Linked DNA regions of Homo sapiens: region 2 is linked to region 1. A link is a contact called in ENCODE Hi-C or POLR2A ChIA-PET data. All regions are on one chromosome and are shown on one strand. Each heading gives the region's core, a stretch centred on a gene start or an enhancer-like site at or near the end of the contact. The rest is flanking DNA. Distances are from core to core; before and after follow the strand shown. Region 1 holds the start of SPATS2 (spermatogenesis associated serine rich 2). Region 2 overlaps DIP2B (disco interacting protein 2 homolog B).

What was found. A loop is a pair of places that touch in the nucleus more often than their neighbours do. ChIA-PET counts read pairs that join two places held with the same protein, here RNA polymerase II (POLR2A). Pooled maps may share reads with other maps.
Region 2: a pooled map shows a loop between it and region 1 (7-fold over the local background). The contact joins the enhancer-like site here to the promoter of SPATS2 in region 1. A Hi-C loop is called at or near these places in 2 of 50 pooled maps. POLR2A ChIA-PET finds 5 or more read pairs at or near these places in 3 of 52 experiments (B cell, Caco-2 and RWPE1).

Annotation. Positions count from the first base shown.
Region 1 is chr12:49,364,435-49,369,822 of GRCh38, forward strand. SPATS2 (spermatogenesis associated serine rich 2) reads left to right here and starts at 3,028. Exons shown (of 14, transcript NM_023071.4): 1 at 3,028-3,153. RefSeq lists an enhancer at 2,108-2,367 and silencers at 2,658-3,137, 3,158-3,207, 3,238-3,307.
Region 2 is chr12:50,514,880-50,520,267 of GRCh38, forward strand. All of the region lies in intron 1 of DIP2B (disco interacting protein 2 homolog B), which reads left to right. Among named protein-coding and RNA genes, the nearest start is that of DIP2B, 13 kb to the left of the region's middle. RefSeq lists a silencer at 881-930 and enhancers at 2,653-2,702, 2,723-2,812, 2,873-3,162. Within about 2 kb of position 3,017, at least 8 of the 41 ENCODE cell types and tissues checked have a DNase peak (open chromatin) inside an H3K27ac peak, as active enhancers do; they include B cell, where a contact is called at or near this core.

The sequences.
Region 1 (5,388 bases), core at 1,778-4,277:
TGAGACACCCATCTGTACAAAAAATTTAAAAATTAGCTGGGCGTGGAGGCCGGCGCCATAGTCCTAGCTACTCGGGAGGCCGACGGGGAGGATCCCTTGAGCCCAGGAATTCAAGGTTACAGTGAGCTATGATTGTGCCACTATACTCAAGCCTGGGCAACAGAGGGAGACCCTGTCTCCAAAACAAACAAAAAAGTCTCTCCTATTAGATCAGGGAATCTCTTGGGAGAGGCATCATGTCTTCCCCACAACAGACTACGTTATTAAGAATGGGAACTTTTTTTATTTGATAAGGTCTCATTCTGTTGCCCAGGCTGGAGTGCAGTGGCGTGATCACAGCTCACTGCAGCCTTGACCTCCTGGGCTCAAGGAATCCTCCTACCTCAGCCTCCTGGGCAGCTGGGACAACAAGCACAGCCACCTCAGCCAGCTAATTTATTTTTTGTAGAGACAGGGTCTCCCTATGTTGCCCAGGCTAATCTCAAACCCCTGGGCTCAAGTGATCCACCTCAGCCTCTCAAAGTTTTGGGATTACAGGCATGAGCCACCGAACCTGGCCAAGAATGGGGACTTTATTTTCCAGCCAAAAAACTTGTATTGGCTTTGCAGCACCAACAGGCCCTATAATGAAGGCATTTCCTGAACTGAGTGACTTTTGGTGAGTGAAACCAGTCTTTGTGGAATAGGACTCAAGGCTCGCATCCCACACCTCATGATGAAGTTCTCCATTTACCAGGGTCATATCCTCCTGTTCCTACTCTGTATGGGAAGGAAGGGGAATTGTGCAAGAATTAGTCACTCATTCCTTTCTGTTCCTAAACCACTTTGTACTTTTCTGCTTCAACACTATGTTATTATAGTCATTTAATAACTTATATTTGTTTTTTGTAGAGATGGGGGACCTTGTTATGTTGCTCAGGCTGGTCTCAAACTCCTGGGCTCAAGCAATCCTCCCACCTTGGCCTCTCAAAGTGTTGGGATTACAGGCATAAGCTGCTGCAACTGGCCTATTTAATAACTTTATCCTCCTTTGGAACTGGATACTCTCCTTGGGGTAATGATTTTTTTTATTCTTCTTTGTAAATGTTCGAATACCTAGAACAATACCCACCATCATTGAGTAGGTGCCAATTTAGTGAATGAAAAGAAAGCAGACATTTGGATAATTTGCTTCTATTTGAATTTTTGAATGAAGATTGAATAGTAAGGAACATATAGTCCAGTGCCGTACCTAGCTGGATGACTTCGTCTTCTGCTTATCTAGATCAGTAAATCATATGGTTGGAGTAGATGAGACATTACTAACCACAGGTCATTGGACTCCAGGCGATTTTTGAGCCCTTACCTCAAGCAACGTTAAAAACCACAAGGATCAGATGGCTTGGCAAAGCTCTACTATACTACTCAGTTACATGTACTGTGATTGCAATAACATACGTGGAAACCAAAATGACATGTGCCTGTGGTGTCTAGCTATACACTGACACACACTCTCCAGCTTGTTGGTGCCTTTTCAGAGCCCCTTTGCTTGGCCTCAAAAGGTAAGATGAGGACAAATTCTAATATATATATATATTTTTTGAGATGGAGGGTGGAGTGCAGTGGTGCAATCCCGGCTCACTGCAACCTCCGACTCCTGGGTTCAGGTTATTCTCCTGCCTCAGCCTCCCGAGTAGCTGAGATTACAGGCGTGTGCCACCACATCCGGCTAATTTTTGTATTTTTTGTAGAGACGGGGTTTCACTATGTTAGCCAGGCTGGTCTCGAACTCCTGACCTCAAGTCATCCGCCCGCCTCGGCCTCTCAGAAGTGCTGGGATTACAGACGTGAGCCACCGCGCCCGGCCCCAGATTCTAATAAATATTTTCAATGCTGACTGTCTAAATCCCTCTGGCCCCTCTTAATAGACCCCTGACCAGTCGACACTGAGGTAAGTGCTTTATGCATGCAGAAAGGGTGCACAAATACTAGTTAGTTCCAGCACCAGGGAGGTTGGGAGTCTGGCGTCGAAGAGAGTATTTAACAGAAAAGATTCGAAGGGCGGCGGGACCGACCACCGCCGCGTAGAGGGGCTATGCTGACAGCTGGGTAGATCAGAAACCCGACTGACGATCCCGAGGTCATTCTTCCCGCGCCCCCACCGGCCTCTGCGCTCTCTCAGGAGGCAGAGCGACCGCGCGGTCCGGAGGCCCCAGCGTTTCCCGTCGTTGGCGACTCTGAAATTGCCTTTTGGAACAAAACTTGGGTCGGGAAGGAGGCGAAGGGGAAAGCGGTGTGAAGTCCTCGGTACGGAAGAGTGAGCGGCGCTGTACCCGGCGGCCAGAGAAAAAGCTTCCCAACCCGGACATTGAGCAAAAGCCCCGCGCTCGACTCCCCTAGCGGCGCCCGCGTTCGGCCACCTCCGGGGGAGTTTCGGCTCTTTCCGTCAGTTCAGCTCGGGCCCTCCGTTCCCGGCGCGCGCCGGGTCCCTAACCGATGCCGCCGGGTACGAGCTGTGCTGCACGCGGACGCGAGCTCGCGTCCCACCCGTTTTCCCCTTCCATCTACTTTGTCCCCAACCCTCTCCCCGAGTCTCTTCCTTTCCCCGGTAATTCCCAGTCTCCGGTGGCGCGCGAGCCTGCGGACGGTGCGAGACGCGAGGGACCGGGCCCCGAGAAGAGCGGTAACCCGACTGGTCGGAGCCCGCCTCTCGCCGCCCCGCGCCTCTCCCCGATCTTCTCGGTCTCCGGTGCGCGGGCCGTCTCGCCGCTCGAGCCGCGCTCGCGCACCCGTTGGCTGCCACAGCCTCGAGCTTGGCGCGCCGGATTCGCGCCGGCGCGAGTACGCGCCCTGAGCTCTGGCTGGCTGGCTGGCGCGCACGCGCCCGAGAGGGCTCCGGGGCGGGGCGAGCCGCTGCCTGGGCGAGGGTCGGGGTGATCTGCTGGATCTCCGGCAGCATCCTGCAGTCCGGCCCAGGAGAGAAGTGGGGAGGCGGCGGTGGGGGCGGGGCGGCGTCCGGCTCTGAGAGAGCTGGGGGAGGAGCGCGGCGGCGACGGCGGCGGTGGCTCTAGAAGGGGAGGTGGAGGATCTCCTTTCCTCTTCTCAGACCCGGGAGCGTCCGGGACGCGGAGCCCGGAGCTGGGGCGACGAGGCGATTGCGGGGGCCTGGGCTAGGTGAGGCTAAGGGTGCTGGGTGGCGGGGTTGGCGGGGGCTCAGAGGGCGCCGAGGTGCGGGGAGCGGGTTGAGGGAGGAAAAAGAGGGAGGGGGTAGTTGGGGGCGGGGGGACGGGAAGGAGGGGGATGTGAGCCCTTAGAGGCCCGAAGTGCCCAGAGGGTGGAAGGTTCCTGGGGTCTGTGGGGCGGGTGAAACACCCGCGTCGGAGTTGGGGAGTTTCCAGACGGATAGGCCGGGGAAACAATGGAGTGTGGGGGGGACTCTGGCGTGAGCGTGTGTGGGGTATTGGATTTTAAGAAACAACGAGCGAGATAGAACGAAAGAATAGGATCATTTGGGATGAGAAGTACAATGAATTAGGAATGCAGTAGGGATGCGTAAGGTCACCTCCGTGGCTGTGCGAGGTCCTTAGCATTCGGGGGCAATAATGAGATTTGAAAATAAGGGAGAGAAGGGCGTTCTTGGAATTGAAGGGGGAGACGAAATGGAAAATCAGGCGAACAGACGCAGAGACATAAAATAGATGTGGTTAGGACTTGGATTAAAGCAGAAAGGTAGATTCAGTCAGTTTTGGACTACAGTGATATTTTTCTCATAATTCATCCAGAATGATTAGGTTCTTTTAGAAAGTGGATCTTTCTCAAGCTTGTCCCTCTGTTAAGGAGTACAAGCCGTTCTTTAAATAATTTGATTATCGCTTGTCCATTTTATTGATAAAACATGCCTGTGATATTTACTTCCCCTCTGTTTAGCAGGCTACTGTTCCTAATTTACCTACGGTTAATGAAGCAGGAGAGGACAGATCACCAAAAATATCTTGCTTTAAGTTAGGTCAGTGATAATGCAGATTTCAGTGTTTTGGAGAGAACCAAAAGCTTGGTTGTTTGTTTTCAGTTTGACCAAAAGGTGATGGATAAAATTAAGTTACCTGTACTTTGTTAGAATTGCAATTTCTCACTGAGAAATGTTCTTGTGCCATCTGCTACTGGTTTTGTGTTTGTGGGAGAGAGTTGGGGTTCTGCCTTAAATTATTTCTTGATGTTAACTTCAAATAGGCTGCCTCATACCTTCCAGTTTCAATTAAGGTGATTTGGGAATATTGATTATGATGTTTGCATTTCCTTAATATTTGGATTTCCAGACCAAATTTGTGATTGTACTAGATAGAAAATTGCCGATTTTGAAATTGTAATGACCATTGTGTGCTCCTAAGTAGTCCATGTTAAGCCTTTTATTTGTTGGGCATTAAGTTTTGCTGACTCATCTAAGATTTATGGACATTAATCAGTTTGTATTTCTCAGCTAGGTCTTGGATGGTAGCATTTAGGTTACTTTACAAAGGTCCAAAAATAATGATTTAAATTGTTACTTTTCTTAGATGTTATGAAAATTGAACAAAGCAAGAAATGAGTGCAGTGTTCTCATTAGTGACAATGTGCCTCTTTTTTTTTTTTTTTTTTTTTTTGAGATGGAGTCTTGCTCTGTTGCCCAGGCTAGAGTGCAGTGGCGTGATCTCGGCTCACTGCAACCTCCATCTCCCGGGTTCAAGCGACCCCAGCCTCCCAAGTAGCTGGAATTACAGGTGCCCGCCAGCACGCCTGGCTAATTTTTGTATTTTTAGTAGAGACGGGGGTTTCACCATCTTGGCCAGGCTGGTCTCGAACTCTTGACCTCTTGATCCATCTGACTTGGCCTCCCAAAGTGTTGGGATTACAGGCGTGAGCCACCGCAGCCTAATGTGCCTCTTTTTTAATTGACCTCTTTCAGTGGGCTAGCCAAGGTGCTAAGATTTTTTTGTATGTATTATCTCATTCAATCCTCACAATTATTTCATATTTTGTAAATTAAGAGGTTAAATAATTTACTAAGGTCACAGAGCTAGTAAATAACAAAGCTTTATTCAGACCTAGCTGTATCGGATGCCTTTTTTAAAATCTTCACTACCTGTTTGCTCTTTCTGCTTCACCCTCATCTTGGTTATAGTAAAGCAGCATGAACTGGTTGAAACTTGGGTCTGATAACTGTGATTTAGATGAAGATTAAGTTAGTAGGCTGTAGCCTACTCTGTGGAGTTCATTGAAGGTTTACTGCTCCTGTGATTTAACAAAGGTCTGGGATCCTGATAAATAGGGCTAAAAACATCTTTTTGCTTAGGATTTGTCCTGCGACCACACTTAGTTTTCTGTTTAGTCTTATACTGCTGAGGTACTGTGCATACGTGGCACTCTTACTTG
Region 2 (5,388 bases), core at 1,767-4,266, 1.2 Mb after region 1:
ACTCCTGGGCTCAAATAATCTTCCCACCTCAGCCTCCCAGAACATTAGGATTACACGCGTGAGCCACCATGCCCAGCCTTCCAGCTTTAAAAAAAACACACACAAAACTTTGCCACAGTGTTGCATGAGAATATGCTTGCTTTCATGTGCTGGCCCTCTCTCCCTCTCTCGAGCCTGAAAGGTGTGGCCTACATTTCCTTCCTCTTATTTCTTACCTTTGCTTAGTGCTCAGTCCATTTCCCCTGCCTCATTAAGCTTCTGAAACAACTGTCTCCAAGGCTACCACTGACTCCTAATTTCAGACTGCAGAGAACCTGCTGGATATGGCATCTCTCTCTGCAGCATTGTACACTGTGGACCTTTTTTTTTTTTTTTTATGGAATCTCACCCTGTTTCCTAGGCTGGAGTGCAATGGCACAATCTCAGCTCACTGCAACCCCCTCTCCCGGGTTAAAACAATTCTGCCTCAGCCTCCCAAGTAGCTGGGATTAACAGGCGCCTGCCACCACGCCCAGCTAATTTTTGTATTTTAGTAGAGATGGGGTTTCACCATGTTGGTCAGGCTAGTCTCAAACTCCTGACCTCGTGATCCGCCTGCCTTGGCCTCCAAAATGCTGGAATTACAGGTGTGAGCCACCATGCCCAGCCCTACACTGTGGACTGGTATCTTTATGAAACTCTCCCCTTCCTAACCTTTGTGGCATAGTTTCCTTCTGGCTTCCTAACCTTCCTCGTGCTCTCTCTGGGGTTTCTTCTACTCTTTCTTTCTCCTGATGAGGGTATTCCTCAGATTTGTGTCTGTTCTTCACCTCACTTTACATACAGAGATAAGTAATCTTATCTGTGCCCAGGGCTTCAGCTGTCATGGCTGTGCACGTGGTTCCCTAGTCTGTATCTGTAGCCCTGACTTGCCTCTGCTCTAGACATTCCATTGGTTCCCCCATGCTAACTTGGTAAGTCTAAAACAACTCTGTTTCAACTTCCTCCTCCACCCCTGCCCCCACCTCCCTGCTTCACAGATAACTGTATTTCAGAATGTCCACTTACTATCTCCATCCATTTCTGCTGCTATGACAAAATACCTTAGACTTGGTAAATTATAAATGATAGAAATTTATTGCTCACAGTTTGGAAGCTAGGAAGTCATAGATCAAGAAGTCAGAAGATTTATTGTCTGATGAGAGCCTGCTGTCTACTTCAAAGATGGCACCTTCTTGTTGCATCTTCACATGGTGGGAGGGGCAAACAGGCTCCCTCAAGCTTGTTTTATAAGGGCACTAAGCCTGTTCATGAGCACTCCTCTTTCATGACCTAATCACCTCCTAGAGGCACCATCTCTCTCTCTCTCTCTCTCTCTCTCTCTCTCTATCTCTATCTCTATCTCTATCTCTATATCGAGAGAGTCTTGCTCGTCACCAAGGCTGGAGTGCAGTGGCGAGATCATAGCTCACAGTAGCCTTGGATTCCTGGGCTTAAGCGATCCTCCCACCTCAGCCTCCCAAGTAGCTGGGATTACAGGCGTGTGCCACCACACCTGGCTGATTTTTTATTTTTTGTAGAGATGGGGTCTCGTTATGTTTCCCAGACTGGTCTCAAACCCCTGGCCATGAATGATACTCCCACCTTGGCCTCCCAAAGTGCAGAGATTATGACTGTGAGCCACTGTGCCTGGACCCCATCTCTTAATACTATCACATTGGGAATTAAGTTCCAACATAGGAATTTTTGGGGGACACTGACATTCAGACCATAGTAACTTACCAAAGTCAAAAAAATTGAGAGTCATCCTTATATTCTAAAAATATTTTGTTTTGGCCGGACACGGTGGCTCATGCTTATAATCCCAGCACTTTGGGAGGCCAAGGTGGGCGGATCACCTGAGGTCAGGAGTTCGAGACCAGCCTGGCCAACATGGCGAAACCCTATCAGTACTAAAAATGCAAAAATTAGCTGGGTGTGGTGGCGGGTGCCTGTAATCCCAGCTACTCAGGAGGCTAGGCTGAGTTAGGAGAATTGCTTGAGCCCAGGAGACGGAGGTTGCAGTGAGCAGGGATCACAGTGAGCCAAGATCGTGCCACTGCACTCCAGCCTGGGCGACAGAGCAAGACTCTGTCTCAAAATCCGCCTCCCGGGTTCACGCCATTCTCCTGCCTTAGCCTCCTGAGTAGCTGGGACTACAGGTGCCCGCCACCACGCCCGGCTAATTTTTTTGTATTTTTTTAGTAGAGATGGGGTTTCACCGTGTTAGCCAGGATGGTCTCGATCTTCTGACCTCGTGATCCACCTGCCTTGGCCTCCCAAAGTGCTGGGATTACAGGCGTGAGCCACCGCACCCGACCAAAAAATTTGTTTTAATTAGATTTTTTTTTTTAAATTAAATAGAGATGGGGTTTTGCATTGTTTCCCAGGCTGATCTCACTCCTGGGCTAAGGTGATCCACCCGTCTTGACCTCCCAAAGTGCTGAGATTACAGGTGTGAGCCACCTTGCCCAGTGATCCATATTCTAATGGATCACTGAGTCTTGTTGTTTCTACTTCCTGTTCTCCATATCATTCCAGTGTTAGTTCAGGCACTTATTTCTTGCTTAGACTAATGAGGTAGTCTCCTAACTCATCAGCCTGTCTCGGTCTCTTCTCCCTTCAGTAGGTCTTTCTCTACCCTGTCACTGATTGATCATTCTGAAACACAAACCTAATTGTGTTCTCTTCCCTGTTTAAAAGTTTTCCTTGGCTTCTCTCAGTCACAGGATAAACTCTAAGCATCTTTCTTTGTATACCAAGACCTGCCTGCCTTTTTACCCTCATTTCCTGCTCTGTCTATATTTGTTGTCTGCTCTCTAGCCATGCCAGATGACTTGCACTTCCATGAATGCACTGTGCTTTTTTTCACTTGTATGCTTTTGTATACATTGCCATTCTCTAAAATGTCCACTCTGGTATGTTCTTCCCCTTTTTTTGCCCGGTTAACTTCTGTTTCAGTTTCCTGTGAGTTTCCAGTTAACTTCTGTTTCGTTCCAGTTTCCTTTTCTAAGCTCTTTTAAGAAGTTAAATCTCTGTATAAGTAGTCATCAGTTATTGAGAGCTTATGATGTAATAGGTCCTGTGCTTAGCACTTCATATACCTTGCCTGGCTAGTAAGTAGGTGCTGAATACATAGCTCCTATTAGCATAATGATGATGAGGGAACTGAGGTAGCAAAAAGCACCTAAACATTGCATACAATGTATCTTCCCACCTGTGGTTACACATTTCCCATAAGGTAGCATTCTGGACGCATGGCACTGGGAAGGAGCACTGAATTTAGGAGTCATGCTGAATTGGGTTCACATATGGTCTTGGGCAACTTTTTTTTTTTTTTTTTTGAGACAGAATCTCTCTCTTATTGCCCAGGCTGGAGTGCAATAGTGCGACCTCAGCTCGCTGCAAGCTCCGCCCCCTGGGTTCAAGCGATTCTGCTTCTTCAGCCTCCCGAGTAGCTGGGATTACAGGCACCCGCTACCATGCCCGGCTAATTTTTGTATTTTAGTAGAGATGGACTTTCACCATGTTGGCCAGGCTGACCTCAAGTGATCGCCCACCCCGGCCTCCCAAAGTACTGGGATTACAGGCGTGAGCCACAACGCCCGGCCCTTGGGCAAGTCTTTGAAATGTGTTTCTAATCTTAACAACTCCTAGAGATAGGTGTGCAGTTTCTGTACAGTGTGCTGGGATTGGAAACCAAGTCTGTTTGGTTCTAAGCCCTGTGGTGTTTCCACACAGCCATTTTGACCTCCATCTCCCTGAATCTTGTTTCAAGTAGTTTCAGCAGAATTCTCCTGCATCTTAACTGGTATGTCTCATTTTCCTTAGGATACAACTTCTGTCTTTTTTTGTTTGTTTTTGTTTGTTTTTTTGAGACAAGGTCTTGGTCTGTCCCCTAAGCTAGAGTGCTGTGGCATGATCTTAGCTCACTGCAACCTCAAACTTCTGTACACAAGCAATCCTCCAAGTAGCTGGGATTACAGGTCCATGTCACCATGCCTGGCTAATTTTTTATTTTTTGTAGAGACAGGGGTCTCACTTTGTTGCTGCCCAGGCTGGTCTTGAACTCCCGGGCTCAAGCAGTCCTCCTGCCTTGGCTGCCCAAAGTTCTGGGATTACAGGCATGAACCACTGCATCTGGCCACAGCTTCTGCGTTTATTTTTTTGGGGGGTAGGGCTCCCTGGAGGGAGAAGAATGGGAATGTTCTATCTTATTCTCAGAGAAAAAGGTATAGGGGTGTAATTTGTTATTTCTTACCATGCTTTGCAGGAACTAAAGGGGTTAACACTCTGTAGATTATATTTGGAGGGTTTCCTTCATACCAGTATAACTACTGGCAAGATGTGACTTTTATTTCTTTTCTTATTTCTTAAAATTTTTTTAGAGATGGGGTCTCACTGTATTGCCCAGGTTCGCCTTAAACTCCTGGGCTCAAGCGATCCTCCCTCCTTGGCCTCCCAAAGTGTTGGGATTACAGGCATGAGCCACTATGCTGAGCCTCTTTTATTTTTTTTAAAAGAATGAAAAATATGAAGTGCATCTATAAAGTGAAAGGTAATTTTATGTACTTGTCTTTTGTTGTGAAGTTACTTTTTCTTCCTTGAATTGAGATGGAGATGATGAGAAGCTGAAAGGGGAAACCCAGGATGATAATATTTTGGATGCTACATGGGACAGCCCTAAATGAAAATTCACAGGTCTAGCCTAGCATCTTTGAAAGGTCTGTGTTGTGAACAGGCCTCGAGCTTCTGGGTTATTGATTCTGGGTTGTACTTACATGGTGATGCAGAAAGAGTTTTTAGTCTTTTTTCCCCCAGGATATTTAATGTTTAATGTAAAAATTAATGTATAAATGAACATAGATGCTTCTGTGAATGACATGTACTTTAATTGGTTTTTCTTGGAGGTTTTTTTTTTTGTGGTGAAGAAATAGTGCTCTAATACCCTTTATTTTTGGAGGACTGTTGCTTTTAGGCATACATTAAAGCATCTGCAAGATTTTTTTTTCTTTTTCTTTCTAAGAATTTAAGATCATATTGTTGTAAGTTAATCATGGGCCAGAACTTATGGCTTTTAATTCAGTTCAGATATGAATAAATTTTATAGTGCTGACCAGTCTTGTCATTGAATCTCCTTTTTTTTTTTTTTTTTTTTTGAGACAATGTCTTACTTGTCACCCAGGCTGGAGTGCAGTGACATGATCTCGGCTCACTGCAGCCTCCGCCTCCTGGGTTCAAGCCATTGTCCTGCCTCAGCCTCCCCAGTAGCTGAGACTACAGGTGTGCACCACCATGCTCAGCTAATTTTTGTATTTTTAGTGGAGACAGGGTTTCACCGTGTTGGCCAGGCTGGTCTCAAACTCGTGA